Linked DNA regions of Homo sapiens: all the other regions are linked to region 1. The links are chromatin loops, found by intact Hi-C in ENCODE. Cell type or tissue: endothelial cell of umbilical vein. All regions are shown on one strand.

Region 1 (2,500 bases):
GGTTCTTCTCCAGAGAAAAGCAGCCATTGAAGTCAAGGTCTCCTTAAATCATGTGATGTGAAGCTAAGAGTGTGCCCAAGCAGGACCTGCTGAATCATCTCTGCCAAGGTCTGTGGAGATGAAAATAGGAGTGGATGTTGGTTCAGGAAGCCGCTGGAGTGGTGAGGACTCTGATCTCATTGCGCAGGTGCGCATCTCCACCAGCGTGCCCCCGCTTGACCTCTCGGTCACTCCAAGGAACACCGTCAGTGTGTCTTGACATGAAATCTCAGCTTCTCCATCCACCCGCTTTTTAAGATGGAGGTAGACTTCAAAATTTAATAAAAAATGGAAAAAAATATTTTAAAGTGCCCTTTAAACGTGGGTTGCATGGGTTATTAGGCTTTGAGATGTCAGAGTAGTGAGAGGAGGTGTAGACACAGAAGGACAGAGAGCTTGCTCCATTTTCTCTTCTGTATAATGTTGATAATAGTCATTGTTTCCTATGAAGGTTGTTGTGAGGATCAAGTGAGATAATTCACAAGAAGGACTTGGCAAATAGTAAGAGCTCAATAAATATTAGCTCTTTTTACTATCATTATGGTGTATATAGTAGATTCTTTTACATTCCAGAAATGGAAAGCTCTTTGAAGATGAGGGGAATATTAAAGGAAGAGCCAAATGAGGAATCTGCTTAGTAAATATACCCACCAGGCTACTTGGAGTGTAGTAGAAATGCAAGCGGTTGTGCCTGCCCCAGGTCTAGGAAATGAGGATGGAAAAAGAGGCTTCATCCAAGGTTCAGGGCTGGGAGAGGGCCGAGTTATTTGGCTCCCCCATCCTTAGTCTGCCCTTTGAACAGCTGACGGATGCCTGTGTGCTCCGGGCCTCCTCGTCCCGGCCTCCTGGCACCCTTCTCCTCCCTGGTCCAGAGCCTGGAGGCACCTCAGGCACTTGCCATGAACCCCAGTGGCCATGCTGACAGCCATGGAGAAGTCGGCTGTGGCCAGAGACAGGGTGATAGCAGTGGGCAGCCACTGGGCTGGGGCCAGAAGCAGCACACCGCCTCGCCCCAGCCAGCCTGGTGTGAGCTTTAAAAATGAGATGCACCAGGAAGCCTGTGTTTTCCTATTCAGAGAGAAGAGGTCAGAGAGCTGTGGCCTGCAGCTGAGGAGAATGGCCTCCGTGAAACTGCCCTTCCCGCACATTCTTCTCCCTCTCTCTCTTTTAATAAGAAGGGTGTTCCTTTCCTCAAAGGGAGAGAGAGGGAGGGAGGGAGAGAGAGACTGTAAACTGTCCAAAAGGACCGTGAGAAAACAGGAAGCTTTGAAAAGTACAAGAGAAAGCAAGATGAAATCTATTTGCAGGCGGTCCCCTGGGGACATGTGAGGCATTGTTAAGCAGGCAGTTCATACGGCTATATCCTTCCTTCTGCTGAGGAGGGCTTTGCTGCCAAAAGGCTGCTATCTGGTCACTGCCTTAACCCCCTCCATGCCAGCCTGAAAACTCTGACCCCAAACACTGGGCCCCTCAAAGCCCCCCATCTGGTTTCTTCCTTCCTGGAGCGTCAAAGAAAGTGAGGGGAAAATGGAGCCAGTTTGACAACAGTGGTGGAACCCCTCTGCAGGGAGATCTCATCCCTATTCTGACAGCTCTGCCCTCTGGCCTTCAGCCTTCTGCTACAGACAAGGTTTCAGATGACCTGGTGATTCATAACTTAGGCAGCTGCCGGCTTCACCCATCTCAAAAGAGAATTTGTCCCGGAAATTCTGGATGGCTGTTTTTCCTGGACAGGTTTCCCGAAGACGGCAGCTGGTTCTTTGCTGTTATGGAGTTTGGCCACTACAAGGATAGGCTCCAAATCAACCCCTGTGTGCTTACCCAGAATCTGGGAAGCATATTTCTGAAAAGTGGCTTAAGTCTACAGGCGCAGATCTCTGGAAAAACTCCAGCTGGCTCCAAGAAGCACGAGTCCAAAAGTCCAGCCAACAGCAAAAGAGCCGAGAAGGGCAGTAACTTTTTTATAAGGAAAAAAAGAAAAGAAACATGGAATGGAAACCTTTCCTCTCCTCTAATTTTCCATCCTATTGTTAATGCCTAATCCCACAGTGAGTGAACATTTCTGCGTGCTAGGGACAGCTGTTTCCACTGAGCACTGGGCTGGAGAAGATCAGTTCATATTGAGACAGGAGGAAGGATGCATGTTAAGAAGGAATTTTAATGGTGAGAATCCCCCAAAATTAGACTCTGTTACTAAAAGCCTCTTCCTTGTTGTGAGTTTTTGGGTAAAGGAGAGAGAACGAAGACTGCCTCTTCTGCCCAGCCACGTCAATCACAAGACATGAAGTGGATGGCTCTTCCCTGTTATGGCAACAAAACACAAGTTCAGTTGCCTGGCTTGTACTCCAACACCACGGAGCAGCCAGCCAGCCATGTCTCTCAGATGGCTGTGAACTGCATTGCAATGGGCAAATGGCCCTCCATCCCTCTGTCAACTCCCAAATCCCCAACAACCTTCAAC
Region 2 (2,500 bases), 150 kb after region 1:
TGCCCATCCCTCATTCCTCTGTCTCCAGCCAATTATCCAAACAAAGATCTTGTAACATCATCCCCCTGCTGTAAATAACATTAGTGATTTCTGAGAGTTCAAACTCTTTAGTGGAGCACTTAAGGCCCTTCCCAACTTAGGCTTTAGCTACCTTTGCAGTGTTTATCTGCATCCCCTCACTCATTTTGTGCTGAAACCAGATCAAAAGAACTGCACATCTCTCAACATGTGCAGCACCTTCATGCTTTCCATTTTTTTTCAAATTATAGTTCATTCAAAAAGCAATACTTAAAGCTTTCTATGTGCCATTCTGAGGATTCAAATCAACATATTTCCTGCCTTCAATAAATAGACTTACAACCACCATTGCAGATAAACCGCCCACTAAGCAAATAATAGAACCTGATCTATAAAGTAATAGATATGCAAAGTGCCGAAATAGACCAAAGTCGGAGATGATTAACTTTCTTTAGGAGTCATTCATGAAAGGCCTCACTGAGGATGTAATGCTAGAGCAGAGCTTTGAAGGATGAAGAGAAGTTCACCAAGTGAACGTGGAGGAAAAGCAGTCCAGGCAGAAGGAACAGCTGCTGAAAAGGTCAGGTGCCCAAACCAGAAAGGCATGTGAGGGAATTCATGGGCAGTTCTGGAGAACCAGAGCAGAAGGAGACAGGCTAGAGAATGGCAGGAGATAGCCCTAGAAAGCTCTATGTGTGCCAGGTGCAAAAGGCTTGTGCGCCAGCTAAGGAGTCTGCACTTTCCCCTGTAAGCAATTAAAAGTTTTAAGCAGAGGAGGGATTGGTTTGTATTGATCTAGATAATTCAGGGAACAATGAAGGGAGGATATTTGAGGAATCCCAAAGAGCAGGGGCAGAGACTCTCATCACAGTTCAGGCCTGACCGAAGGCCATAGGGAGATAGCAGTAAAGCAGGGAAACCTACTGTCCCTTCTTCACCTGGAAAACTATCACCTTCCAGAGTTCCTGTCACCCCAGTGAAGGCAACCACTGTCTCTTCTGTTACCTAACACGTGGTACAAACAGCTACCATAGCATGCCCCTCGTGGAAGGAGTTTTCTTTTAACACATTCCCAACCTTCATCGCAGCTCTGGGAAAGCAGAGGCCAGGATGCTTTATATCTCCAGCGTTCAGTACCCTGTTGCTTTCTAAAGTACTTCTCAAACTTGGATTAAAATGCAGACTTTGGTTCAGTAGGTTTGGGATAGAGGCGAGATTCTGCATTTCTAACAAGCATCCACGTGCATGCCACAGACAACTCTTTGGGTAGCAAGGACTTGGCATAGAGTCAACAAAAACTTGTTTGTTGAGAGCCGTGCTTCTCTCCAGTCAAAGACTTGTTGACTGGACAAGAACTGCTCCTGGGATGCAGGCTTACACAGCACAACCCCGTCCGCTTCCTGGTCCTCACAAAAGGACTCCACATCACGTGGCATTGGGTCCTCAGTTATGGGGAGAGACATTCTGGGGAAAATTCTCCTTAATGAAGCCTCTTATCTTTAATGGAAATGCACACAATTGTTCAGTAAGAATGGCAAGTGAGTCCATATCCTTCCGATGGACGCTGAGTAACCGAGCAAAGAGCCAATCAGCTTTTCACATATTAATGAATGTCCTTGGTAGGCAGAAGGCCCCTGAATAATTGATAAACGGGAATGTTCAATGTTTGCTGCAGTTCTGGCCAACGCTGCTCATTATAGGAGATGATTCACTCAGTTCTATGGAACAAATTGTTCCAAGGTCTAACTCCACTTCCCTTGTTATTTTTTTTAATAAAAAAGCATGCACCTGTGGAATTCATATGCATGCAATTGTGTCCAGAATAGAAATGAAAGAATTAATTTGTGTCCCACAGCCCATAATAGAGCAACCCCAGAGGCCCCTGCCAACGGGCTTAGCTTTGCAAATGACGTTTTTCCTGGAGAGGAGGAAAGATATAGATATATCAAGTCTCTGCTGGCTGCGAAGATTGCAAAAGCAGGATGAATTGCAATGAGACCATCTTCCCAATAATGCTTAATATTGCTAGGTTTGGCAAAGGGACAATTGGTATTCAAATTGTATGCCTATATTTTAGACTGTGCATCTGGGAGCTAATTTAGTGTGTCCAGTTCCTGTTAGCCATGTGTCTCTAAGTACTTAGGGCTGCCTTGTGAATTGGGTCCAGAGAATGGTTTAATTTTGCTCTCAAATCCTGATGGTTTAACAAGCATATGTCAAGCTGCTATGGCTTAGCTATATCCCTTCTGTGTCCCCCAAGTTTGGAAATTTTTGTTTCATTGCCCCAAATTATCGCTGGATGAAAAAAACGTTCATTTGTTTTGTAAAATCAAGTAAAACCAATAATTTCACTAGACACATTCCTGTAGTGGGTTGCACACGTGCAGATTCAGCCCTGAAGAAACCCTTCGTGAGAGGCGGAGAAGGTCCTGGCTCGAGCACAGAGGACTCTTCTTCACACTTTAAGAATGAGAGAGTAGGC
Region 3 (2,500 bases), 150 kb after region 1:
TTTTCCTACTGAGTCAAACTGAAATAACTGACGGATGGATTTGTCTTTCTTAGCATGTGTATTCCCTTTTTACTTCCCAAATGACTGAAGTGGTAAAATAAAAAGCACAAACAATAAAACCATTAAAATGGAAATTTAAAAATCAAGTGAAATAGAAATGGATGGGGACATTTGAATTCCAGAAGCCTAGGCTGATATGGTTTGTTGACCTTGGCATTTGCTTCTGAACTCACTGACACTCTGAAGCCAAAGTAAAACATTATCTGATACAAGAAAGCAGGCAATGAAAGTGTTTTTTTCTGGTCTTTATTCTTAGAGGACTTTATTGTGTGATTCACTATACCAGCGCAGCACATTAGCCAATGTGGTACAAAGGGAGGGCAGGTTCTGGAGCACAGATACCCATGGCACTGGGCCTGAGCCCCACCTACACCATCACTTCACCTTTCTCATCTCATTTCACCATCTGTAATGTGACTTGTAACGTAATGAACACATTACAAATTTAAAATATCGTTACTAGCACTAGGACTGAGAGTATCAGCACCAGCAAATAATAATAATGTGTTCTGTGATGGTTGTATTGAAGACACATAAACATTCTTTAAATGTCTGTTATTATATTAACCCCTGATTTTAAAAGACTAGGATACAATATTAAAATGTGATTCAGTGACAGGCTTTCTTGCAAGGCAGGTCATAAACCCGTCAATCATCCTAGCTAACCACGTGCCTCCTTGGACTTTGTGGGTGAGAAGGAGCACAGGGCTTATTGTGGGGGCTGTCACAGAGCACAGGTATACCAATACATCTTTTCTTTACAACTGCCAATAATTTCCTCAGAGCCTGAAGCCTGAGGATAAATTGTCTTGACCTAAAAGCAAGCCGAAACCAGATGAAAGTATCCCTTCACACCCACGGCAGGGCTACAGGCAGTACTTATCTCAAGGAAATGGCAATGCTTGGCCTCAGTAACAGGAGAAGGAAAGATATGTGTCTGTGGATATCACTGGATTTGCAGACAGGCTAAGGAATGCAAGTGCTTAGTCATGGAGAAATGGCTGCCAGGGAGCTGATAGAATATCAGCGTGACTGTTGCTAGGTTTCTTATCTGTCATCCATGTTTCTATGATTCTCTTTCAAAGGGGAGAGTCAGAGGGTGCCCACCCTGCTCACAGAATCCCTGGAGAAAATATGCTTCATCTTAGAAATAACAATCTGAAAAATGATGATGACAGTGATGATAAAACAGCTAGCATTAGATATTGTGCTGTTTTATATGCCTGCCCTCATTAAATCCTGTGGAAGGTTCTGTTATTACTCCCACTTTACTATGAGAAAATAGATTTGAAAGTGATCCTTTCTTCCAGTAAGTAGCGGGATAAAGACCCCTGGGACTCAGGTGTATTAGTCTGTTCTCATGCTGCTATGAAGAAATACCTGAGACTGGGTAATTTATAAAGAAAACAGGTTTAATTGACTCACAGTTCCACATGACTGGGGAAGCCTCAGGAAACTTACAATCATGGTGGAAGGCACCTCTTCACAAGGTAGCAGGAGAGAGAATGAGTGCCAGTAGGGGAAATGCCATATGCTTATAAAACCATCAGATCTCATGAGAACTCACTCACTTTCATGAGAACAGCATGGGGGAAACCACCCCCATGATTCAGTTACCTCCCATGGGGTCCCTCCCATGACACGTGAGGATTATGGGGATTACAATTCAAGATGAGATTTGGGTGGGAACACAGCCAAACCATATCATCAGGAAAGAAGATTGTTCAGATTTCTGTTCTTATTTGCAAGGCTGGTTTATTTTTGTAGCAGGATGAGCTGTGGACAAAACCCCACAGACACTGAGGTAGTGAAGGAAGTGGCTTTAATCAGCTGGAAGCATCAGCAGACTAACGTCTCAAAATCCAAGCTTCTCGAGTGCACAATTTCTGTCCCTTCACAACACTAAAGATTTTACATGAAAGGGCTGTGATTGATTGAGCAATCTAGGGGGTATGTGACAGAGGCTTCATGTACTGGTAGTCAGAGTGAAACAGAACAGAACAGGAAGTTTCACAATGTCCTTCCATACAATGTCTGGAATCTATGGATAAGATTGGTTGCTAGGTCACGGGTTGAATTTTAACTATCAGGTAAAGTCAGGCAGGCCAAGGCCTGGTTTTGGGTCTGGTTTTGGGTCTGGTGCCTGGTGCCGGGCTGCCTGCTTTTGGTTTCACTTCCTTGTTTCTTCTTAAAACAGGTACTGAGTATAAAACAATATAGAACAATATGGGGGGGTCTCTTTCTCTCTTCTCTCATTTTAACTGATAGAGGTGCAAGATCTGAGGGCCAATTATTCACAAACTTAAATAACTATTAAGTACCTACTATTAGAATAGCATCGAGCTCATCAACACCAGGAATGCAAGGATGGCTGCCACCCACACATGTTTACGATCCAGTTCAGTCTACAAATAAACTGAGGTAGAATATAAATAGAAAA

The links. A loop is a pair of places that touch in the nucleus more often than their neighbours do. Peaks named below come from ENCODE experiments on the same cell type or tissue, not always from the same donor. Only the 100,000 strongest peaks of a DNase experiment are listed, where the experiment ranks them.
Region 2: a loop joins it to region 1, with 13 times the contacts of the local background. A loop is called at or near these places in 2 of 110 quality-filtered maps.
Region 3: it touches region 1 in a loop (5-fold over the local background); 3 of 110 quality-filtered maps call a loop at or near these places.

Annotation. Positions count from the first base shown.
Region 1 is chr5:72,451,017-72,453,516 of GRCh38, forward strand. All of the region lies in intron 3 of ZNF366 (zinc finger protein 366), which reads right to left. Among named protein-coding and RNA genes, the nearest start is that of ZNF366, 55 kb to the right of the region's middle. In endothelial cell of umbilical vein, no CTCF peak of the experiment used is centred here; DNase peaks (open chromatin) are centred at 1,235 and 1,705; H3K27ac peaks cover 2,500 bases.
Region 2 is chr5:72,602,872-72,605,371 of GRCh38, forward strand. All of the region lies in intron 7 of TNPO1-DT (TNPO1 divergent transcript), which reads right to left. Among named protein-coding and RNA genes, the nearest start is that of ZNF366, 97 kb to the left of the region's middle. In endothelial cell of umbilical vein, no CTCF peak of the experiment used is centred here; a DNase peak (open chromatin) is centred at 1,540; H3K27ac peaks cover 2,500 bases.
Region 3 is chr5:72,596,796-72,599,295 of GRCh38, forward strand. All of the region lies in intron 7 of TNPO1-DT (TNPO1 divergent transcript), which reads right to left. Among named protein-coding and RNA genes, the nearest start is that of ZNF366, 91 kb to the left of the region's middle. RefSeq lists an enhancer at 1,534-1,633. In endothelial cell of umbilical vein, no CTCF peak of the experiment used is centred here; DNase peaks (open chromatin) are centred at 326 and 976; H3K27ac peaks cover 2,500 bases.